Regions from separate parts of the Homo sapiens genome. Here region 2 is linked to region 1. The links are chromatin loops, found by intact Hi-C in ENCODE. Cell type or tissue: sigmoid colon. All regions are shown on one strand. Links, peaks and the distances in the headings refer to the core of each region. The heading gives the core; the rest is flanking DNA.

What was found. Hi-C counts contacts between places; a loop is a spot of excess contacts. Peaks named below come from ENCODE experiments on the same cell type or tissue, not always from the same donor. Only the 100,000 strongest peaks of a DNase experiment are listed, where the experiment ranks them.
Region 2: a loop joins it to region 1, with 2.4 times the contacts of the local background. A loop is called at or near these places in 21 of 110 quality-filtered maps.

What each region holds. Positions count from the first base shown.
Region 1 is chr12:11,788,884-11,801,446 of GRCh38, reverse strand. The region is part of intron 2 of ETV6 (ETS variant transcription factor 6); the gene reads right to left. Among named protein-coding and RNA genes, the nearest start is that of ETV6, 150 kb to the right of the region's middle. RefSeq lists enhancers at 5,178-5,866, 5,867-6,555. In sigmoid colon, for the core only: no CTCF peak of the experiment used is centred there; DNase peaks (open chromatin) are centred at 7,006 and 7,361; H3K4me3 peaks cover 793 bases; H3K27ac peaks cover 2,747 bases.
Region 2 is chr12:11,651,308-11,663,870 of GRCh38, reverse strand. All of the region lies in intron 1 of ETV6 (ETS variant transcription factor 6), which reads right to left. Among named protein-coding and RNA genes, the nearest start is that of ETV6, 7.9 kb to the right of the region's middle. RefSeq lists enhancers at 9,077-9,236, 10,668-10,717, 11,048-11,157. In sigmoid colon, for the core only: no CTCF peak of the experiment used is centred there; no DNase peak of the experiment used is centred there; H3K27ac peaks cover 757 bases.

The DNA of each region.
Region 1 (12,563 bases), core at 3,152-11,151:
AATAGAATGTGATAGAAATAGTGCATTCCAATTACTTAAATTTTGGGGTTACATCAATATTAAATAAGCTTTTACATTCCAGCCATAGGAAACACGTCCAAAATGTAGAAAATAGGCCTAATTACCCTAAGTCATAGCCAGAGAGTTACCTCTTGCATTAAATTAGATAACTTTCTTTAAAAAAGTTTGCCTCGTTCTTTTAAAGGCCAATGTCAAAGCTACAAAGAATTGGTCAGCTGAGAGGTCTATTTTGTTCCCTTCCAGTTAATTTATGTTTCTCTGTTCACGTATTTGCCATCCGGATGCTGGGAGTCTCCTTAGAATTACACTTTAAAAAGTCACATGGGATGAGTGAGGACAAATTTTCGATGAATAAAGCTCACTTTTGCTTCACCTATATTTTTGCTTTTAATTTTAAAACCATGATGTAATTATACTACTTTGGAGGGCGGACTAAACCTAGTATTATCTAGAAAAGTCTCAGAAAATGTTTGCTGCAAACTATTCTTGCTTTTTAATTCTTGTTTTAAAAATATGAGACAGGGTCTGGCTATGTTGCTGAGACTGTGAGACTGGTCTCAAACTCCTGGGCTCAAGTGATCCCCCCAACTAAGCCTCCCTATTAGCTGGATTACAGGTGTGTGCCACCATGCCCGGCTACTTTTTAATTCTTTCTGGGGAGTAACTGGTCCCCCTTTCTGGGGGGGTAACTTCATTCTCATGAAGAATATTTTACATTTTGAAGTCCATCTGCAGCAACATGGGTGAATCTGGTGCACATTATGCTAAGTGAAATAAGCCAGTAATGAAAAGATATATATTACACGATCTCGCTTACATGTGGAATCTAAAAGTTGAACTCAAGCAGAGTAAAAGAAGGGATGCGGGTGGGGAGGTGTTGGTCAAAGGATACAAAACGTCAGTTAGATGGGAGGAATAAGCTCAGGAGATCTGTTGTATAACACGGTGATTATGGTTAATAACACTGTGTATGTTTGAAAATTATGAAGATGGTAGATTTTAAATGTTCTCACCACAAAAAACAGGTATGTGAGTTAATGGCTATGTTAATTAGCTTGATCTAGCCAGTCCACATGTATACATACATTAAAATATCATGTTTTATGTATGTATACCATAAACATATGACTTTTATCTGCCAATGAAAAATTAATTAAAATTTAAAATGTGATGGGGATGGGAGGTGAGATGGATGATGAATAGGAGGTGGGATAAGAAGGTCAGGTTACTTTTCCATGACCCAGAAAATGGCCTGGGATATTTTTCAGTCCTTAGATGTCCACTCCCCTTTCCTATGTCTGCCAGAGACTTCCAAGGTCATATATATTATCAGATGTAAATTGCCACCAGCTGAGACTTTAGATTTTTGAAACTCAAATATAAGCCCTGCTCTTCAGAGATGGACTCCATAAAAGCACTGAGTGAAGGCTGTAAAGAAACATCAAGAGCCTGGGCAACATAGCAACACTTTGTCTCTACAAGTAATTGTTAAAAATTAGCAGGGCATGGTGGTATGCCTGTCTGTCCCAGGGACCCAGAGGCTAAGGCAGGAGGATCACTTGAGCCCAGGCCATCGAGGCTGCAGTGAGCAGTGATCATGCCACTGTACTCCAACCTAGGCAATAGGTTGTCTCAAAAAAATAAAAAATAAAAAATAAAACACACACACGCACACACATCAGGCACTTGAATGCAAAGTAGACGTGCCCAGTTTGGGGACCAAGAAGGGGAGTATGAGGTATTAACGAGGACTTCATTTCGTAATGGCATTGCAGCACAAGAATGCATGGTTCTCCTGTTGGTTTTGATTGTGCTTATCAATTGGATTTATTAACCTCTTTTTTCGTAACAGTTCCATAACGTTTCCCTAATGCTTTTAGGGTCACATGAAGGTATGTCAAAGAGCCACGGGTTCTCCTCTCCTCTCTTTCATACTTAAGTTGGGATGGAGAAAGACCACCAACTCCAATGCCTGGATTCTAGAAGCTAATCAAGAGATTCCAAACAGTTGGTGGGGCTACAGAGGGCATGGACACTTCATGTGTGCTTATGAGGGACTGGGGAATGCACATGGATAATGTGACAGTGACTGTTTTTAGGAGCCCTAGGAAAGCACCGGGAAGGCTGTGAAAGATGGATGGCAGTAAAGGAGGTTGGGCACAGTGATCTTGTTCTGCACTAGACATCTAGTTCACTTGCAAAGTTGTGAACCTGTATGAGCCCATTCTCTCCTCGGGCTACATGGATAAGAATGTCTGTGGGTAGCTGTCTCCTCTTCTTCCTCTCCCCTCCCCCTCTGCCTTTAGTTAATTGCAGCTGTGGTCAAGGGACTGCAGCCAAAAGTCCCACAATGCACTCCTCCACAGGAAGTTCCCAAGATCTCTTCCTGAACAGGAAATTTCCTGTGGTCCAACAGACATTCCTCTCAGCGTTTATCACTCACATACATTTGTTTTGGCAGATACTGGGTCTTGGGTAAGAACAACAAGCAACGGTTGGAGGGAAAGCTACCTTAGAGAAAAAAATGCAGTTATTGTCAGGGGAAGAAAGTGTGACTGAATTAACTCCTATCTCCAAGGAAAACAAATACTAGCAAAATGGACTCAAGAGATCTGAAATGTGTGAGAATGTAAATACCACTCACACAGCTATGCAACACTAGGGATTTTATTTGTAACTCAAAGTGAAGGTAGGCAGGCTTTTTGGGGGCCAACTTCAAAGCATTTAGAAATACTCTTGTAAAATTTTCATTTTTATAAATGTCATGGCTACAGAGTGATTGAGATTTTACATTTTTTCTGCTGTTTCTTTATATATGTGCCCTAACGTAACTTATTTCCTCATTACAGAATCATTTCAATCTCTCCCACTTCTAGACACTAGCATTCCCCTTTCCTGAAGAGGAAAGAGCTACCCACGTGGCTCGCAAGCTAGTATTTCACATTTGTGTTGCTTCTCCATAGTGGAGTCTACACTTTCAGGGGCTCTAAGAGGTGGTATGAGAAAAATGTAAGTACTGGGGCATGACCAGCATGATTTTCCCTTGTAACTGGTCTTTCTGCCCCCGATCTTATAATCCATCCCTCAGCACATCACTTTCCTAAAATCCTTCAATGGCTGCCCACCAATTTGGAGGTCTTTACTTTTAATTTCCTTCATGGCCCAAATTAAACTTTCTCCTCTCCTAAGTCAACTGCTTCTCTTCTGTGGCGCAGTGACATGAAACACACTCCAATCACCCTACGTTCTAATTTGTTGGTTACTTATCTGTCTTCCCCAACGAATTACAAGTTCCTTGAGGTCAAGAACTATCTTATTTGTCTTTGGAATCCCAGTACAAAGGATTGTGCCTGATACATAATAGATAGTTGATAAGTTTTCCTTGGAAAGATAATCTCAAAATCTTATCCTTGTATGGTAATAAAAAACAAAGGAATTTCCTTTTGTTTCTATCATCACATTCCCAAATAAACCCATCACACAAAACTATCTTATATTATAAGCATTCTAGCAATCTAGTAACAACCTACAAGAACCACGGAACTAAAATCTTTTCCTTCAAATCACACAAACTTGGAATGTCCACTTTCTCTGGTATGAGAGATTTGTGCATACCATAAGTCCTATTTATTTTACTTGGGTTTTAGCTGCAGTGAGATGCTTGGCTGTCTGCCCCTACGGCCCAGAACCTTTCCAGTTAGGCTTACTTAACCCTCCTTTACTTTGAAGTTCAGCTCCACCCAGACTCCGGGACCAGGCCTACCCTTTATCAAGAGGAAGCTTGGGACCAGTGGTTCAGGGAACCAGTATTGAGTCACTCCTGCTGGCTTTTCTGTGCCCTTGTCTGCCACCTAAAAACAAGCCTTTGCTGTAATGGGATGCCTATCTTGGTTCCTACCCAGCTCTGTCTTCCAGTCCTTCTCAATAACAGAAGTCCTATGACCGAATCCCAGTCTCTGTGGCTGGATTTCTGCTCCTTGAGCTCTTTGTTTCTAAGGTTAATGCTGGATGCCAGCTCTCAACTGCCAACAGCCTGCCACCTTACCACATTCACCAACGACTGGCAGCCCTGGCCCTCCTCCCACTATCTGGTACTGAAACTTCCCTATGACCCTGACTCTGTGGGTACAGCCGAGGTTTTGGAACTGTGAATTTCTTAAAGAGAGTAACTTTTCATTTCTGTGTTCCCAGTGCCGGGACTATTGCTAGGTACACTGTCTGAATAAAAATAATGGTGTTTGAAAGAATGAATGGTCTCAAAATGGAGAGGCATGATTAGATCTGTTAGGGACATCATAGTAAAGGACCAACAAATTATTTCTGGGTTCTTTAGAGGAGAAAAAGAATCTTTCATTGAAGAAAGGACATCTAAATGCCTCTCGACAAGGAGATAAAGCTCTACTTTAAGAAATTACCCTAGGCCAGGCATGGTAGCTCATAGTGAGACCTTGTGTCTACAAAAATTTTAAAAATTAGCTGAGCATGGTGCGGCATGCTTGTGGTCCCACATACATGGGAAGCTCAGGTAGGAGGATTGCTTGAGCCCAGGAGGTGGAGGCTGCAGTGAGCCATGTTCATGCCACTGCACTCCAGCCTGGGTGACAGAGAGAGAACCTGTGTCAAAAATCAAAACACACACACACACAAAAAAAAAAAAAAGAAAAGGAAGAAATTATCCCTTAGTGCTATTCAATGTCTTAAAAGAAAGAGACAAGGAAAGTTTATAGAGAAGAAACCTGTCATTGCACAGCCTTGGTGTCCTTGATCGGCCCCACGCATGGACAGTGCACAGCGGAAGCTCTGGTTTCAGTGGTAGATGATGTATAAGAGTAAGAGGCGCCTTTAGGATGGCCAGTGTCTTTAATGCCCCTAAACACTTGGGAGGGCTGGCTGGTGGTTTCCACTATTTTATTTGTATCTCATTGGGTTGAGAGTCAGAAGGTCTGAGCTCCAACATTCACTCTGCCATTGACAAGCTTGATGACCCTGGACAAGTCATCTGTGTCTCCTCATCTGTTATGGGCTGTTGGAATGATAAATGGCACGAGGCTGCCACATTACAGGGTGAGTATGAATATGGCACATAACAGGTAAATACGAATCTTGGCCGAGGACCAGATGATGATTAATGCAATGTTGTTTTTTTCCTTTCCGGCAAGAAAAGGAAAAGCCTAAAGCTCGATCTACTTTCTTGTCTCAAATGCATCATAACTAGTCCTTTTCACTTAAGACTCACTCACAATGTACTTTCCTGCTTGACTGGACAGTGGCTGAACTGGAGGCTGAGGTGTCTGTATTTTATCTACGTCAAGTGAATGCTTCATTCAGAGGCAAAGGGAAAAATCTAAAGAATGTGGCCAAGGTAATTTGAGCTTCATCAGTGAGGGAATGGATTTGCTGTGACCACTCAGATCAAATTCATGATGTTATTTTGCTAGGCTTTTTGAAGCTGAGCTAACAGATAAGGGTGGCAGCCTCCTTCCTCCCCTCTTGGCTAACATTTACTGAGTCCTTGCTGTGTGACAGACACTGTACTAAGTGTTTTACATTTATATTTTCACTTATTTCTTCGAACCACCCTATGAAGTGGACACTATTCTTAACCCCATTTTATCTAGGTCTTTGGAGAGGTTAGGCAACCTTCCAAGTTGCTCAGAAGTAGGAAGTAGCAGAGCCGGAACTGGAATGTTATTGCCCACTGTACAATATTACCTTTCTGTATACCATGGAAACTGCACCTTGTTCTCTGGAATATGAATGGGTTTGGCCCATGCCTTCCATGGGTGGAGATGTAGTGGTGAAATCGATGTGGACAGAAGCCCTGGAGGGCACGCCAGTAAGTGACAAGCTGAACTTCCAAAGACTGCATGAATGGTTTTTAGGAAATCAATCATTAAAGTGCTACATAATCTATCATGGTTCCCAATGATGACTGAAATTGTTCACTTTGGCTCTATTGGCCTGGTTTCCTTGGAGGGTGCCCCTCCTCCATGCATCGTCCCCAAGGCCAGAACAGCTGGTGCTCTTTGCTAACTGGGCACCAGTTCCAAGGATAGGGAATCAGAGGCAGAATGTTTTGTGAGGAAGGCCCGGTGCTGGGGCACTCCGGCCACCAGCGGACTGACAGAGCCCCAAGCTCTTCAACTTCAGGGCTTTCTCTAAGTTATCCCAAGTTTAATATTTTAAGTATATTCTGCTTTAACCAAATAACAGTTCCTGCTTTATTTTTATAAATATTATATGCTGAGGTCCAATTTGAAGGAAGCAATCTTAGAAGTTAAAAGTAAGGCACAGATCCAGCTTACATTGAATGAAACAACTAAAAGCAAATATGCACATATGCCTTGTACTCTTAGACTATCCCTGAACAGACTTTAAAAATGGATTAGGCGAGTATCACAGTATTTGTGACTCTTACTAATGGCATGCCATGGACATCAGAGAAAGGCTGTTACGGTCAGTTCAACGGTCACAAAACAAGACATGTAAGATGAATTATTAAGTTTTGTGGGCAGTTACAACGGAAGTAGAGGACATGGTTCTTTACTTTGAAGTATTTACCACCAAATGAGAAAGAGAAAACAAATAAATGTATGCCTCAATGGCAAATCTCATTGATGTCTGCATGGAATGATAACTAGAGACTTTATTTCTGGGAACCACCAAGTAAAATAATGGTTTTCTCCTGCCAAAATGCAGACTTCTACTAATCCCCACAAATCTGAAATGACTGGTTTATCTTGCATAGCCATAAAAAATGGGCACTGATAGAGTATAAAAGGAAAATACCTCAAGAGATAAAAAACTCAGGTGCAAGGAAACCCACAGGTATGACAGTCAGGTGTCTTGCGTCAAGCTGACCTCTCTGCTCACTGAGTATCTCTCCCTTGATTCCACAGCTAGCACCAGGAGGCTATTTTTAATCACCAGGCTTCAGACAGCTGAGTCTAGTTAGAATAAGATCTCTGAGTACGGAGGCAGCAGAGAGGCGCCAAACGCCTGGAGCGTGCACTAGAAAACCTGCTTGTGCCCAAGCAGCTGAACTGAGAAAGAACACAGCCCTAAGATCACGGACCAGAATGGTCAAAATAGCCCCAGGTAAGGGTCAGGCAGAGGTCGGTTTCATAGGAAGCATCTTCCTTGTCTTTGAGCTTAGCCAATGTCCAGTTCCAAGAGCTATTTTAAGTGCACTCTTAAAGCTGCTTCTATCCTCACGCCCACACTAAGGTCCAGGATGGAGAGAGAGAAAGAGAGAGGCTGATTGATCGACTGGGCTTTACTGCTCCTTCTCTGACTTCCGTGGGTTCCCATTGTGCCTCTAAGAAAGCAGGATTCAGCGGGCGTCAGTGCTGTGGGCTATATTTATACCCATCCAGCTGCCCGGTTGCTGAGCTTTTCACATTTACAAACAGCAGGAGTACAAGACGCCTTCCAGAGGGACTATTTTCTCATGGTATTTATTCTAGATTTCTCTGGGATGATCTCAGCATTCATATCTTTTTGATGAAGAAAAAAAGAAAAAGGGGGAGGAAAATAAACAGTAGGTGGACACAGTTCTCTGCTGCTGAGGCAAGAGTATTTTCTTCTACACAAAAAAGGAGAACGCTGCCTTCCTGGCTTTCTTTGCCATGCAGCCAGGTTTATGCCTGGGAAATACAAGTAAGAGTCACATAGCGCTACGCAAGGTAACTAGGAGTACAGGCACCTACTCATCCTTGATCTTTCTTTCCTGCCTCCTGAGCGGCAAAACAGAGCACATATACTAAGAGAAGGGAGGCATCCCACCAGCTGTAGAGTCCGACCTGGGTTGAATCCTAGCTGATAGTGGTAGCCACTGTTCATCTGTGTGACCTTGTGACCTTAATTTACTGGAGTTCTCTGAACCTCATCTCTCCTAGTGGCCCCCAAACAGAGTGACCATTGGTTTTGAATGAGATGGTGTGTGGAAGGAACAGCATGGCTTTCTTTGTCTAATAACTAAAACATCTTCTATAACCTTGCCCAGTCCAGGACATAAAGTCCTATGGGCCAGGCACCTGTGGTAAGCAGCACCAGGCAATACAGCAACATGGTTAAATGAACAGGGGAGCTCCACCACTCATGAGCAAGCTTGCCGTTGGTGCCTCAGTTTCCTCATCTTAAATTGGAGGTAATAACAGAAACTTCTCAAAGGGCTCTTGGGAGGATAAAATGAGCTAGCAGATGTAAAGTGCTTAGGACAATATCTGCCACAGTTAGTGCTGGGTGAGCTTTAGCTATTATTACTGTACCAACTGAAAGCTCCGATATCAGTCACCATTGTTCCAACACTAGAGTATACAGAGAATATGTTAAGGTTTTTTTTTTTTTAAATTAAAGAACTATTCCTTAAAAACAGACATTAAAGCTTTAAAAATGTAAACATTAGTGGATGTGAATTTCGTCATTCTTCAGTTTTTCATCTCCCACCCCTCCCGTAGCCCCCTAACTAAAATTTCTGTTAAATTATTTTTCCAACACTGCTCTAGTTAAACAAGAAGTTGCTATTAATAAAGTAAGTTGCTCAAATAAAGTAACCATTTAGAACCTTCTGGGTTGCATACATGGAAATAAAACTTAATGCTTTTTATTTCCTCCTTTTTCTGCCCCTTAGCTCAGCTGCAAATAAGAATTGTTTGGTTTTACAGTAGATGAATGAAAATTGAACCCCATTAGCAAATGGGACCTGACACTGAAAGAGGATTAATTTTTTTTTTTTTTGAGATGGAATCTTGTTCTGTTGCCCAGGCTGAAGTGCAGTGGCACAATCTCAGCTCACTACAACCTCCACCTTCCGGGTTCAAGCAATTCTCCCACCTCAGCCTCCCGAGTACCTGGGATTACAGGCGTGCGCCACCACGCCTGGCTAATTTTTGTATTTTTAGTAGAGACAGGGTTTCACCATGTTGGCCAGACTGGTCTCGAACTCCTGACCTCATGATCCACCCACCTCGGCCTCCCAAAGTGCTGAGATTACAGGCGTGAGCCACCTCGCCTGGCCGAGGATTAATTTTTAAATGTAATCCGTCTCAGAGTTGTGTGGGTCCTATTCAGGATTTTGTCTAAAGTAAATTCTTAGCTAGCTCCGGCCAACACTTCAATGTCTGTCACTGGGAGAGCAGGAACAAAATGCACATCCACACCAGCCTCTTCTGCTCATCCTCCTATCCAGGTAAAATCTGACTGAAACAAAGGGGCAAAACATCATAAAGAAAGGGGGCAACATACTGCCTAAGTGTTCTGTACAGAAGGAGGGCCCAGCATAGTGCCTTGGTTTCCAGGTGTTCTATACATTTATACTACACGTGTATATTGATTTATCTATTTGCTGTGGATACAGGCTTTGCTTTTAGCCGCAGCTCTCAGAGCTGGCTCCTTGCTTCATCTTGCTGTCTTTCTAAATGACCATCAGTGATGTGTACGACCCTCCCAACGGGGTTCTCAAAATGTCTCACTTCTTCTCCAGAAAATGGAAGCTCTGTTTTGCTACTGCACCCACCCTGAAGATTAGTAGGCCCAAGGTGGGAAATGAAATCTTTTTTTTTAAACGACCACCAGGTGAATCTGTTGTGCAGCTGGGTTTGAGAAACATTAGATAAAACTCTTGGAAAATTTACAAGTATTATTAAAAAAAAACAGCATATAACAATATCAATGAACACTTATATAGTAGTATGTGTCAGTTATTATGTATTCACATATTGATGTCTTTATTGAATTAAAGGGGTCAGTGTAAAAACAAAAATATAACTATCTGGGTTCTATCCAGATTCTTCCATAGATTTCTTGTAACAAAGGAGATATAGCAATTTGTTTTCATCAACTGGACACGAATACAAAGCTACAACTACTTGTCCCTTATGCACGACCTTACAGGAATCTTTATGGGCCACACGTGTGACTCAAGTTGTACTGGTCTAAGGGTAAAAAGACTATCAATAGTGACAACAATTTCAATGGACAAAGAGCTTTCCTCCTGAGAAGCTCTAGTTTGACATACACATGAACACGTATTTTGGACAACATCCCTATGGCAGGAAGACTGTCAACATTCATCAGAGGAGGAAGTTAATTTTAGCTCTGTTCTCGTTCCCCCAAATCCTCTAAAGTAACAGTGAAGAGATTTTTAAGAAGGCACAAATCTACAAGGACAAAGACACCAGAAGAGATAAGGGGGTGGAGGGAGGGGAGAAAAAGAAAGAAAAACAAACCAGAAACTTGAAAGCAGAAGAACCGGTGGTAATTTACTTAGCAAACCCAAGAAAGCGGAATTCTAAACTCATAGTAAGGAAAGATGTGATATAACCAAATTCACATGGCAGAATCCGTGAAAGGATTGGGGACTGGTGTCACTAGTTACATGTGAAAATCTGGACAGTCGAGTCACGGCTCCTCCCCTACCATGGCAGATTAGAAGCTTAAGCTCTGGCCGGGCGCAATGGCTCACAGCTGCAATCCCAGCACTTTGGGAGGCCAAGGTGGGCAGATCACTTGAGGTCAGGGGTTCCAGACCCACATGCTGGCCAACATGGTGAAAGCCCGTCTCTACTAAAAATACAAAAATTAGCCGGGTGTGGTGGCGCGCGCCTGTGATCCCAGCTACTAGGGAGGCTGAGGCAGGAGAATCGCTTGAATCCAGGAGGTGAAGGTTGCAGTGAGCCAAGATTATGTTACTGCCCTCCAGCATGGGCAACAGATACTCTGTCTCAAAAAAAAAAAAAAAAAAAAGTTTATCCTCTGGTACCAAAATGACTAGGTGGAATTAACGGAAATTATATGAAAGATTAAAAGAACATGCATATGTTGACCACTGTGCTCACTGTGCCCCCTACCCCTTCTTCTCCCACTGTGCTCCTAGGAGGTTGGCAGCTAGAATCTACCCTCCAGGATGGCTACTAGAAGAGTCAACCATCTCTTGGGAATCTAAGCAGCCAAAGACAAAAGACCTGGAGATATTTACCCAATGGCATCCCAAGGAAATGTGTGGGCAGGCCACCCTAGAGAGCACGTTCACCCAGGCACGGAGAACTTGCCTTCAGTGCTTGAGGGGTCCATCAACTCTCAGAAATGGGCAGACATGCAGGGATCACCAGACGTTTGAGTATAGAAGGCAGACAGCAAAACAAAGACCAAAACCAGACAAAGGCAACGTGGGGAAAACAGACAACTCAGGGAAAGAAAAATATCATCCAGAGAGAAATAAGATATTGCAACTATGAAACAAAAACAAGATGCTATAATGAAGAACAAGTCGAACAAAAAAAGTACTTGAATATTAAAAGTATGATATCAGAAACAAAAAAAAAAGAAGTGCTGACAAAAAAGGTTGAGGAATCTCTCCAAGAGGAACTTAAAATATTAAGAGGTGAAAAATAAAGATAATTATTGGACCTACATCCTAATAATGGGAGTTCTGGAGAAAGAATGAAGAAAACAGGAGGACAGTTCCCAGAATGAAAGGAAATGAATATCCAGATTGAAAGAGCATCAGGATTAGCACAGACCCAGACTAAGGCACATTACTGTAAAACTGCAGAATCTGGGGAATAAAAAAATGCTTCCAGGGAACAATAAGTCAACAAACAAAGGTTTATGCAAAAGATTAAAGATCGGAATGGCATGGTCTTCTCAACAATGGCACTGAAAAAAAATGCAATGGAGTGCTACCTTCAAAATTCTGGGGGAAAATTACCCCATGTCTAAAATCATACAGTAAGACAAATAATCTATCAAGTATGAGGAAATAATCTATCAAGTATGAGGAAAGAAGAAAGACATTCTTCAGACACGCAAGGTCTCAATAAAGTTGCCTCCCCCCTACCCTTTCTCAGGAAGCTATTGGAAATTGTCCTCCATTAAGGCCAGAATTCAGGAAAGGGACTCACACCCGAAGGAGAGAAAAAGTGAACAAAGGTCATAGCTGGGCACCAAGCTGAAGCCCAGACCGAAGCAGGTAGAAGCTCTTGCTTCAAGGCTCATCACACCTATGGCATCTGAACTACTGAGAGGAGAGTGAGGCAGGGCGGATGAATTAGTGAAGGAGATAAAAAACCAAGTAAGAAGGACATTAAAACAAGAAATACGATCGTGGCTCACCCCTGTAATCCCAGCACTTTGGGAGGCTGAGGCGGGCGAATCGTGAGGTCAGGAGTTTGAGACTAGCCTGGCCAACATGGTGAAAACCCGTCTCTACTAAAAATACAAGAAATTAGCTGGGCATGGTGGCTGGCGCCTGTAATCCCAGCTACTCGGGAGGCTGAGGCAGGACAATCGCTTGAACCTGAGAGGCAGAGGTTGCAGTGAGCAGAGATCACACAACTGCACTCCAGTCCGGGCGACAATGTGAGCCTCTGTCTCAAAACAGCAACAACAACAACAAAAACAATAAATATACTATAAAAGCATCATTATCAACTCCAGGGAAAAAGAAAAGTGACTGGAAAAGAAGAACCATAAAAGAGTAGGTGACTCAGCTTCAAATGGCACTTATATAATCTTAATATGTAAACACTAAATTGTTCTGT
Region 2 (12,563 bases), core at 1,962-9,961, 140 kb after region 1:
CCAGTTTGGAATGTAGACACTAACATAGAAGCACGTAAACAACACTTTATTTTTTCAGTTCACCACTGAAGACAGACAAGACACACACACACACACATACACACACACACACAACCTACCAACATATAAACACCACAGGCAAACTATCTCAAATGTACAATATGTACACATCACCTTTTCAGACCAGACCAGGGAGATGCTCTTAGAAACAGCTTGCTAACAGCCCCTCACATTGCTGTTTAACAATCCGTTCATAGCCCATCACAAAGCCAGGCCTCCAAGGAGATATATTTTACATCTATATGTTAGGTTTCTTCGCCACAACAAGGCTGGATTTTGTGTAATCTTTTCCTCTATATGCTAGAAAACAGATTATGCCATAATTTCTGCAATTTATCATCCCATGAGCATGCGATACATGTGGCATATATGCAAACAGAGTCACAAGCACAAACCCTGGAATAAATGCAGGACGGTGCCCAAGAAAGCACAAGCCACTCCAGATAGGCCTGACTAAAGCTAAAAATAGCCCATAAAGGCATTGTGTCAGCTGCCCTCTCGCTGTCCTCCCTAGAGCGTGCTAATTCTAACCTCCAGTGTTGGTGCTTAAGCTTGAGCCTTTGGTAGCTGTACCTAGGAACCGTTCCCTAATCCAGGAAGCTACTTTCTAGGTGTTGGAATATGCAGAAATCGTTCAACGCACTGCAATTATTAGTCCATTCATGCACACAAATGCAGATAGAGACTGAACCTGAAATTGTGCATTTTCTCCTAAAGCCTGCCATTTGTGCCCTGGGGCACTAGGACCAGCGGAGAGATGTCCCTTTTGGCAAATGGTATAACAGAAACCTCTCAAGTGCTAAGCATGCTCAACTGCCCAAGAACCACCCAGCCAACAGGACTAACTCTTGCCTTACCCTGGCTGGTGTGCAGCAAGAAGTTTCTCAAAGAAGCACAATCTTGTCCACACAGACCCCACTTGAGGTCCCAAAAGATTAAAGGGAGTGCACTCTCATAATATGAGACCCTAGGAAGAATCACAGACACCAATTTGGGGACCAGGGCTGCGAAGAAAATTCTTTCCAATTATCTATTTGGCATTTAGTCTGGCAGAAATATGTGCATAAAGGAAGAGTAACTGGGTTTTCCCAAACTCAGCCCTGCAAGTCATCCAAAAGTGCACCCAAATAAGAAATAGGCTGGGGGTTGTGAACTCACATTCACCTATAACCTACATATAAGCCAACCAAGAGGCAGAAGACTCTATTCTCATCCACCCACACCTCCTCCATGGTGAACCTTCAAAGACCACAGCTGAAATGAAAATGTACACAGACCAACTTTCCCTTAAATCAGACTGTTCAACATGATGGCTAACAACGAACGCACACACAGGCATTCCCCCTAGTTCGGAGAAGCTCCATTTGGCCATTTTACCAAGTTTTTCAAGACAGAGAAATTCTCAGAAGAACTGGCTAGTGACTGTCAGAAGAATGTTAGTGATTTGTGCCACTGGGCCCACCTCTTCCCTCTTTGCTGCAATAACAAGGCCTTTCAGTGGGACCTGCTGGCTCACCTACCTTTCTTCCTTCTTGCATTTTTAAGGTTTTTTGTTTTTTTCCACTCTGGGGCCTTATCCCACATCTCTCCCAGCAGGGCAAACTGCCTTGCACCCAAAAGATAAGTAAATATACTTGCTGTCTATGTCAGTGGCTCCTTGTTCATTTTCTAAGGGTAGATGGCTTCAAAAAGATAAAGTGTTGGGAAGGGTGGGAACATGCAAGACAGGTGTACTACCAGGTGCCCTACTTGAGATGTTACCTAACACCGAGGTCCTTTTGCTCATTGCCCTGCCTGTCTCGGCGAAAGTTAAAGATACTCTTACAGCACGCTGCAAAAGATTAGAGGATCATCACCCCAGCCTTGCTGTGCTCGCCAACATTCCCCCTGGATTCCATTGTGTTCCAAAGCCACATCTGACCTACAGCTGACTTCTGCCTGCAGAGGAGCACACCCTCATCTCCTCACTCACAGCCCTGCCAGACACAAGGAGCCTCAGAAATGCAAAGAGGCAGAACACAAAATTCAGAAAGGGAGCCTTTGTTTCTTTGGTTCTCTGAAGGAAAACACTCTTACCTCACCAACAGGTATGCTCTCTCCTTCCACCTCACCCGAAAGTATCAGCGTCAGCAGATGAAGGGAAGGACTAAATGGCACAAAATCAAAGGAGCTGGCTGTTGTCCAGGGGACTGGAGGTGTAGTCAGCCAAATCAGGTCATTCAGGTCTCAAAGTCGGGGAGAACAGGAGACTTACCCAGCCTGAAGAATCTGTCACCCAGACTTTATCCCCAAAACAACAACTCTCCTACTGGGTTCACCCCACTTTGAATAAAGACCAGATCAAAAGGTACAAAGTGAGAGTGTCCTGCTGTTCCCAGCCATTGCTGGCCATTAGTGGCCGTCAAGACCTATTAGTCAGGAGAGTGACGGGTCTCAAAAGTGCAAAGCACCAGTCAAGTGAACTCATGACACGGATCTTTAAAATCTCCCAGATCTCAAGTCAAAATGAGGACAAAATGGCTGGGCACAGTGGTTCATGCCTATAATCCTAGCAGTTTGGGAGGCCGAGGTGGGAGGATCACTTGAGCCCAGGAGTTCTGAGAGCAACCTGGGCAACAAAGCAAGACCTCGTCTCCACAAAAAGTTTTTTAAAAAAGTAGCCAGGCAAGGTGGTGCACCTGTAGTCCTAGCTACTCCAGAGGCTGAGGCAGGAGGATCACTTGAGCCCAGGACTTTGAGGTTACGGTGAGCTATGATCACGCCACTGTAGTTCAGCATGGGTGACACAGCAAGACCTTAAAGAAAAGAGGATACAGCAATTACAAAATGCACCACGGATCCAATCCTTCAGATGTGCCATTTTTCCAAAACCTGTCACAGGGACTTGGGTTATGAGTATCCAAAGAGGCCCAAAGAAAAAGAACTCACCTCTGTCCCTTTGGGTGCCTGGTCTGTGATCCCAGGTCAATACATGAAAATAATTAGCAAAACCACAGAGGTGAGCCAAGAGACACTACCATGAGGCTTACTCTAGCAGGAGTCTGATTTGATGGCCAAGGGCAGTTTGGGAAAGACAAATGGTCTGGAAATAACAACCAGCAATAAACTTGAGAGAAGTTTCCTTCCCTAGTCTGAGTTCTTTAAAGCAGTTAACAAAAGAGCTTAGCAAATTCCCACCATGTCCCCCATCTCCCTTTTTTTTTTTTTTTTTTGAGACAGAGTCTCACTCTGTCGCCCAGGCTGGAGTGTAGTGGCACAACCTCAGCTGACTGCAACCTCCACCTTCCAGGTTCAAGAGATTCTCCTGCCTCAGCCTCCCGAGTAGCTGGGATTACAGGCACCTACCACCACACCCGGCTAATTTTTGTAGTAGAGACAGGGTTTCACCATGTTGGCCAGGCTGGTCTTGAACTCCTGACCTCAGGTGATTCACCCGCCTCGGCCTCCCAAAGTGCTGGGATTACAGGCGTGAGCCACCACGCCCCGCCCCATCTCCCTTTTTATGAAGTCTCCATAATACTTCCTCCTGTATACCCTAGTGCAGATCTACTTGTCCACATATTAGTCACTAGGCTTGAGACCATACTTATTCTAAATTGTCTCTTTGATTTTTTTTGTTGATATATAATAGTTGTACATATTTTGGGGGTACATGTGACATTTTGATATCTGTGCAGATGTGTAATGATCAGATCAGGGTAGCTGGCATATCTATTGCCTCAAACATTTTTCTTTTGTGTTAGGAACAGTACAATTCTTCTAGTTATTTTGAAATACACAATAAATTGTTAACTCTAATTTCCCTATTATACTAATGAATACTATAACACATTCCTTCTATCTAGCTGTATTTTTGTGCCCCTTCGCCAACTCCTCTTCATCCCTTGAACTTGATTCTTCATTAGAGACCCCGGCACTCTTCCAGGCCACACCTGCAAGTGAGGTGGGCAGCTCTGGGCCCTCCCTCTTCCTTCCTCACCTCTTAGCAGTGCCAGAACTTCCCCTGCCACAACCCAGATTCACACTTTCACCAGGGAAACAAGAGAAAGTACTGGGGGAATGGTTAACTTCAGAGACAGGCTGTTCTCTGGGGTTCGATTTTTTAAATTACGAGCCTTACTTCTATCTGTAGCTCATTTTTTCCAGGAAATGCTTTAGAGTCTGCATGTCATCTTTGGTTATGGCAATCTTACGTATAGGGGACGTAAGTGAAGCAGGATTACTGACCTCATCAAAGAGATAAGTCCTAAGAAAGATAAAGTTACACGGCCTGTCATAACCCAAGGGAGAGGGGACAGGGCAGCTGAGAAGAAAATCACAAACTTCCACTTGTGGTTTCCAGGAGAAGATCAGAGGAGCAGTTTCTCTCCAAACCTAAACTCTTGCTTCAAGAGTATTAAGTAGCCCACACTTATTGCATGGTGGTAGGAGGGACAGGTGGGTAACATTTTCTCCACAATTCCTCAAAAAAGGGTTATTTTCCAGTCTATAGTTCATCTTCTCATCTGCCATGTACATACAAAGAATGACTTAGGATCGAATTTAGGTCCACAGCAAGAAGAATACAACTGCTGAAAAGAGACACTTCGGTCCCCTCACATCTGCTAGAGAGGAAGGTTTCCCCATGCCCCAAAGTAACAAACTTGGCCTTTTCAAACTCTTCTGTATAATTAAACTTCCACGAAGGGCCATCTACTCCCTGCTCTTGAAAGTGAACATTCACCAGCCCACAGCAAACAGTGTCTGTTCTGTGGTCAGACAGACATGGAACTGCCTGTTAAACAAAAGCAGACTGGAGAATTGATGCTCTCTTTCAAGTCTCACCCCAGTCACAAATAATAAGCAACTGTATGAAGGAGCAGATCCCTGAATAGGTTCAAATACTTGAGCGCTGAGTAATAATGCTAGTTAGACTCACTGTACAGTACTTCCAGACTTAGGTTTTTTCCTTTTCTTTCATCTCTGGAAACTTATTCAGAACCACATTAGCTATTCCTTCAAAATTCTGCTGTAAGATGCAAAAGGCATTTGCTATTATCATATAATTGCACTTGGCTCATCTCTCCTATTGTTGAGGCTTGTATTCAATTAAAGTTAAAATAAGAGCTTTTTTGAGCACTGACTGAGTGACCCCAGCCCTGTGAACAACTCAATGGGACAGTGACAAGAGCACTGTGCAGGGAGTCAGCTGACTCGGGAGGCCTAGATTTTAGTTCAGATGGCACCACCAACTAGCCACACGAGCTTGAGCAAGGCCATTAACATCCCTGGCCGGGGGCCGGGGACAGTGGCTCACGCCTGTAATCCCAGCACTTTCAGAGGCCGAGGCAGGAGGATCAATTGAAGTCGGGAGTTTGAGTCCACCCTGGCCACCATGGTGAAACCCTGTCTCTACCAAAAATACAAAAATTGGCCAGGTGAGTGGTGCACAGCTGTAATCCCAGCTACTCAGGAGGCTGAGGCAGCAGAATTGCTTGAACCTGGGAGGCAGAGGTTGCAGTGAGCTGAGATCTCGGCATTGCACTCCAGCCTGGGTGACAGAGCGAGACTCTGTCTCAAAAACAAAAACAAAAACAAACCATCCCCTGGCCTCTGTATTCTCAACTGTATAATGTGGGCACAGAACCAGAAAATCTCTAGCCTCTTCCAGATCCATGTGTTATGGAGGATGTATAAAGGAGGAGGAGAACTAACTTTTTAACAGTATAAAGCACTACATTGGGCAATGTACATATCCCAACAACCCTAAGAGACACATTTTTATTACCACTTCAGATGAGTTAACAGGTTCATGATTAAGTAGCTTGAACAAGTTCAAGTTCAGGAACCAGGATTCATGGGTCTGTCTACTCCATTGTCTGTACTCTTCCCCTAGGAGAATTCACAGCATGGCAGTGAGGTAAAGCCCTTTTCTGAGCACCTTACAATCTCCTGAAGGGAAGTCAGCTTTACAGGTAAGAACCAAAGAACAACATAAGACAGAAGAAAATGTAAGTCAAAATCGAAAGACGTGGTGACTGGAACTACACTGTGGCAACACTAACACCATTGAGCACACTCACCAACTGGCACTCAGCAGGGCAATGCGTCCTTTTTGGGTCATTCAGGAAATGAAGTCGTTTTCCGTATATCTGACTCCCACATACAAAGGGAAAATACCCCCAGGGAGGCCATCAGGCCTCAAGAACTTGCAGATGCATTGGCTACCTCTTTTGTGTCTTCATGGGGGAGTACTTTTCATAAATCATTCATCCACGTAACTGAAGCTTAGCCTTTTAAAACTTAACATTATTCTTATGCCAACCATTTTTGTTAGATATCTTTCCAAAATACATTGCATTCTTTCTTCACTTCTTAAATCTCATAACATGAACTCTGTCTTTCACTTGGAAGTCACAATGATGAACACTAATATGTCATGTGAATCTTCAAAAGGAAGCTATGCTTTCTGAATTCTTGCCTGTTTTTTCTCATTTTTCCTCTGCTATGGTGTTAGAGGAACATGGACCTAGGATGGAACACTGATTCTGACTCTGGCTTGATCAGTTAGGAATGTGATCTCAGGCAAGCTCTTTAAACGCCACAAGACTCAGTTTCCTCATTTGCTTCATGACAAATTTGGATAATGCTCTCTGAATCCCCTCATATTATCTCCACAACACATCTCTCTCTTTCTCTGTTTCTTTCCCTACATTTGCTCTGAAGACTCTCTTCACTAGAGTCGTTCAAAATCAGAAATGTATAAAGTCAGATGGCCGAAATGCTCTCTTCATTCCAGGAAATTAGAACAGGCGAGTTGGGTCAAGCCATCGAGACAGGAGTCAAAAAAAGATGATTCCTTTTGTTATAGGGGAAAATGAGGGAATATCTGAAATAGATTCCTGGAAATCACATAATATTAAAGATGTACATGAGAGATGGTTTAAGAAAAACAAAAATTTGTGTTTATGGATTGTGTGAAAAGCTTTAAAAGGAAAAAAAAAAAAGTTGTATAAGGAGAAGCAACTGACCAGGAAGTAAAAAGCAGGCAAAGAAGGTGTCTAGCCCGAGGCCGGGCAGGATGACACAATCTCTCAGATTTCCAACCGCTTCATGAAGAAGCCATTAAGCACCGGAGGAAGCAAGAAAAACACAAGGAAAAGAAAGGCATCTGAGAAAAACAACAAGGGCCCAAAATGAAACCCATCAAAGACAAAATTTCACCAGAGGACATTAGAGACTGGGGTAAATATGGAAAACTTAGACATTCATTCCACAGTGGGTGGTGGCTTTGTGTGACCATCTGGTTGTCCCCGCTACTTGTGTAATGGCTAGGAAGACCCATCTTCAGAAGAGACCAGGAAGCAGAGGAAATTCAGAACCTCTGCAAGCACTTCTGCCAGCTCTATTCCTGCCTCTCATCTCGGCTTATGTAACAATCCACCAGCCACCCGTCACTTCAAGTTTCCTAATTTTCTTCGCAAAAATGGCTGCACTTTGGAATGCCCTCATAGAAAATACTTTGGAATTAGAGTCCCACAGTAGAGATTCTGGCCTTAGCTTTGCCACTTACAGCCTGCGAGGTCTTAGGCCAATACATCACTTAACCTCTCTGGGCTTCAGTTTCCTCATTTGTAGAATGGAGAGAAAAACTGCATCCATAGAGAGCTGTGAAGAGTAAATGAGATAATGTATATAATGTATATAAAACAGCACAAGGACCAGCATGCAGTAGCATTCAATAAATGATGCCGGTGATGATGATGGAGGAGGAAGAAGAAGAGGAGGAGGAAGAGGAAGAAGGAAAAGGAGAAGAAGAAAGTGTTTTGTAATAAATCACTATATAGCTGTAAGCTACAACTGGTTGTTGTAGAACAACGGCCACTAAAACAGCAGACGAACACCTTTAATTACAGAGAATTTACAAAGTTTCAGAAATGCAAGCATTCTACCGTTTCCTGTAAGCGAAATCCATAGGGCTGAGTGAGCAGTTATGCTCATCTGAGAGTCCACACTTAACACGGGGCAATACCTTTTCTAATCAAGCCCCTCGTCCACACTCTGGGAATTCCAGATCATTTAGACAACGACCAGGCTGAACTCTGTATTTTTACTAAGAAGAAAAGGTTATCAAACAAATTAACAGAGCAAATAAAATGTGTGGTAATATTTTGACACTAAAGGAACAGTTCCAAGCACATCGTAGCACTAGTTTCTACCCAATGGATAATGTGGAACACATTCTTGCCTATTCATTGGAACGTTCCCTGAGATGCCCCAGTAAGCAACACTTTATTAGTTTGGTTCCTGTATGTTTGGAAAATCAATAAAAATGTGTTTGTTTTTTAATAGGCTATAATTCTAACTTTTTACTAATTTAGTCTAGTCTTTCTGTCCCCAAATACTAGGTTTGGCAGTGAACAGTCTTTAAGCTGGGTCCCTTTTGGCGTGGGAACCCTGAGTAAATGCACACTCATTCTATTCAACAAATACACACGGAGATTGGTTCCCAACACACATCTAACAACAAATATGGAAGTGGTGGACCCTTACCTGAAAACAAGCTCCAGGATTGTCTCTAAAGTAGTATTCACATAGAACAAACATGTCATTTCTATATGGCACACCTTACGGGGCTTCATCTGACACTGAATCACTTGGCTGGGAGATCCACACCAAAGGGCAAGTTTTAAAAATTGGTGAAAAAAATGAAACTGCTGTGTGAGTTACTCTCAGCAACCCTGTGCCCCCACCTTGCCCCCAGCTCTTTCCTGGTGTGCACAAATACAGCTGCACTCAGAGGAGCAGAATGTGACTTAGCTCTACCTGCCTCTGGTGCTCACATCTGGGGTATTTTTTGCCCTTGACTTACTTATCCTGAGCAGGATAGCTACTTCTCTAGGGCCAGCTGCCACATTTTTAGCTTTGACTGTTTGAAACAGGGAGCTTACTACACAGAAATTAAAGTATAAATAGGATTGTCTGACCCTTGATAAAAGAGCCTACGGCCCACCCAAGGATTCCTCAAAGGAGTCCTAACAGCAGATAGGGGGCCTTCAGCCCAAAACAGAACTTGCAGGCCTTTGTGCACTGTAAAAAATATATATATATACATATATTGATGCAAATAGTGGTGCCAATACAAGTCCGTCAGGCCCTTCTTCTCTCATCTCCTCCCTCCTACTACTTCCTCTTCTCACACCTGACCAGACCCCAGTGGCCCATTTCTACCCCCACATACCATCTTCCTTGGCACATACCCCCGTGCCCTCAGACCAGCTGGCTTGTGATTAAAATGGACCAAGCTAGGAAGTGCCAGAGAGAGCGAAGCCTATTATATCGAGTTTCCTTGGCCTTTTATAGGGACACACCATGAACCCAGAGAATGCAGTGGCCTAAGAACCTGTAGGCCTGTGTCCTCCAAACCTGGCTCACTCACCCATGGGTTGAAGCAAACCCCTTAGCTCTCTGGATCCCCTCCCTGTAAAAAATAGAGGAGGTTGGCCCAGGGGATCTCTAAGGTCTCTCAACTCTGAATGTTTGAAAGTTCCCTGATTCTATTGTCAGAAAAACTGGGGGGCACTTAGAAGCCTGCTAATCTGAACCTGTTAAAGCAATTCCTTAAGCCCCTTTGTTGTACCTTTTCCTCAATTTCCTTCTTTGTTATTTTTGACACAAAAGCAGTTTTTGAGAATTTTATCAAAATAATAAAACATTACGCTGGACGCAGTGGCTCACACCTGTAATCTCAGCACTCTGGGAGGCTGAGGCGGGCAGATCACTTGAGGTCAGGAGTTCAAGACCAGCCTTGCCAACATGGTGAAACCCCCATCTCTACCAAAAGCACAAAAATTAGCCGGGCATGGTGGCGGGCACCTGTAATCCCAACTACTTGGGAGGCTGAGGCAGGAGAATTGCTTGAACCTAGGAGGTAGAGGTTGCAGTGAGCCAAGATCGCACCACTGAACTCCAGTCTGGCGACAGAGCGAGACTCTGTCTCCAAAAAAAAATTATAAAACATTATTGTATCAAAATTCTATTAATAAGCATTTGAGGACAGACCCCCCAGGAGTGCTCTAGCCCTCTCTAAGGCTGTAGTGGGCCCTATTGAGTGCTTTCTGCAAGCAAGCCAGTGGATGAAAGTGTTACGTCACCCTGAGGTTACACGCAGACAGAAAGAGGAAAGGGGGCTGGCCTCCTCCCACCTCTCACTTCATTCACATCAGCAAACATTACTGAGAAATATTTCTATGCCAGCTGCCAAGCTAACTACTAGGACACCAAGATAATCATCACTAAACCCAAGGAGCCCAGAGTCCAGAAGGGGAGCTCGAAAGAGTCTCCCAGTTAGTAGCAAAATTTTAAAAACCAGATTTCCTTCTGCTATGAAAGCTGACTGATACGGACAGCAGGGAAGGAGGGGACTAGAGACACTGTGTGACTCGTTTTTGGATTCTGGTTAGTCCTGGCCCACTAACAAGCTGTGCCAAGCCTGACAAGGGACCGTGTCTGCTAGGCCACAACCACCTTCCGCTGCAACTTGGTCAAACTTAGAACTGAAGAGGTGACTTGAAGGTGAAGGCTGATGATGGAAAAGACAGCCTCTTCCTTCTTCCTGTGACCAGCACAGTCAGCCAGGCAATCCTCTTTAAAACAATTTGACTTTTTATAGAGAGTTGATCCTTTCCTTCCATTTAAACGACCCCAAATGGTCAGGAATTGAAGCATTTGAACTTCCATGACAACAGTGCCACAACCTTCAAGGGTTGTAGGACAGACCCCCCCAGGAGTGCTCGAGCACTCCTGCTTTCTGCAAGTCGCGTGTAGAGAAACAATAAGGCTCAGTGAGAGTTTCAGTGCCCTTGGAGTAGTCAACCTCTCTTCTACCGTAAAAAGTGTGTGTCTGATATTAACTTCCCCAGGCGATGGGAGCAAACTTACACAGTGCAAAAGAAACAGAAAAGCCCTTATCAGGCATTCATTGCGAGCGACCACCACATGAGCCATCTTTACAAAGGCGTCACTGATTGACCAATTCAGAAACTTTCACCTTGGAAACTCCACCCAAATCGGACACTACTCTTTTCTAGCAGAGCAGGCACTGCTCAGAAATAAACAAAGTACTTCCCTCTGTGGCTGCATCTCACCAGCCGCTGAGGAACTGTCTGCCTGCTGACCCGCTACTTGTAAGGAATGAAAGCAAGTGAGGACGGTTTCAGGAGTGGAGAGGAGGACTGGGAAAAACCTCTCCACAGTGAGAGCCTTTTGTGTCACAGGAGTTCGGTATATCAGGTTCATCAGCTCATCCTTGAAAACCTCTGACATTCGTTCTTCACTACACAGAAAAGCATATTGTTTACTGGACTCTAGAAGCAAGCAACTTGCTTGTGGGTTACCAGCAAACATTTTTTATTATGCAGTCACCGTACCACATCCCAAGGACTAAATGAAACGCAGCACACATCACCAGAACATTTCAGATGACCTGGAATAATCCCAGTCCTTGATCTCTAGTGCTTATTATTGGAACACTGAATTAAACAAACTCCATGGAAAGATACTCTTCACATACGTTCACCTAGACACATGCAGTCTAAGCAAATACATACTCGTTCCATAAAGAACGATCCAAAATAAAAGTGATTCTTTCCTTTCTGGTAAAGAACATTAAATCTATTTTAATTACATAGAAGTACACAGTAATGAAAAGAGGCACCCTGAAAGAACTGAGTTGTAAGCAATAAGGAAAAAAATGATATGCAAATTACAGACAATTTTCATGTTGCATTTAAGAACGCGTTTTGCTTGGGATTGGTTCTGTATGTGAGTAAGGCAAGGGACTGTTGTACTCTTTTTCCGACTGGAGCACAATGAAACAAACCACTCAGTAGCAGTCTGCAGCCAGCACACCACCATAAGCCCATCAAAACGGTGGGGATGCAGTATAGAAGAGGATCAAGAAACGTCACAGAAAGCATTGTTTTTTGTTGTTTTTGCCCTAAAGTTACTGATCTGTAGTTGGCAGATTTTCCTGATGTCGGGTTTATTGCCACTGAGCCAAATACAATTTATTTATTGAATATCCTACTATTTAGTTACCTCTATGTTATGAAGCGTCAAATAAATTAGATTATCTATACCGCAGGATTTTCCTGAACTCTGTGTAGAATCTAATTTATACCGCAAAAGAAACTGGTTTTGAAGTATTAATATCAAAGTACCCTAAGTTCTTTAGTGTGGCACGCCCCATGCCCACAGACATACATACTGCTACCTCCAGTTATGTACAAACACAAAAGCCTAAAAGTTCCATTAGGCATTTTTGTGAGGCAAAAACAAAGAAGCCCAAACCACCTTTTGATTTCACATTAGCCTATCCTCAAACCCATGAATATCTTTTCTGATAAGAAACACCAAAATGTGATTCTAATTATAAAAAACCTAGTAAGCACGTATGATGAACTACTGCGTTTCCCCTACACAGACTCTAATTGAAAGGCAGTGTTAAACCAGGAAGGGTTTTT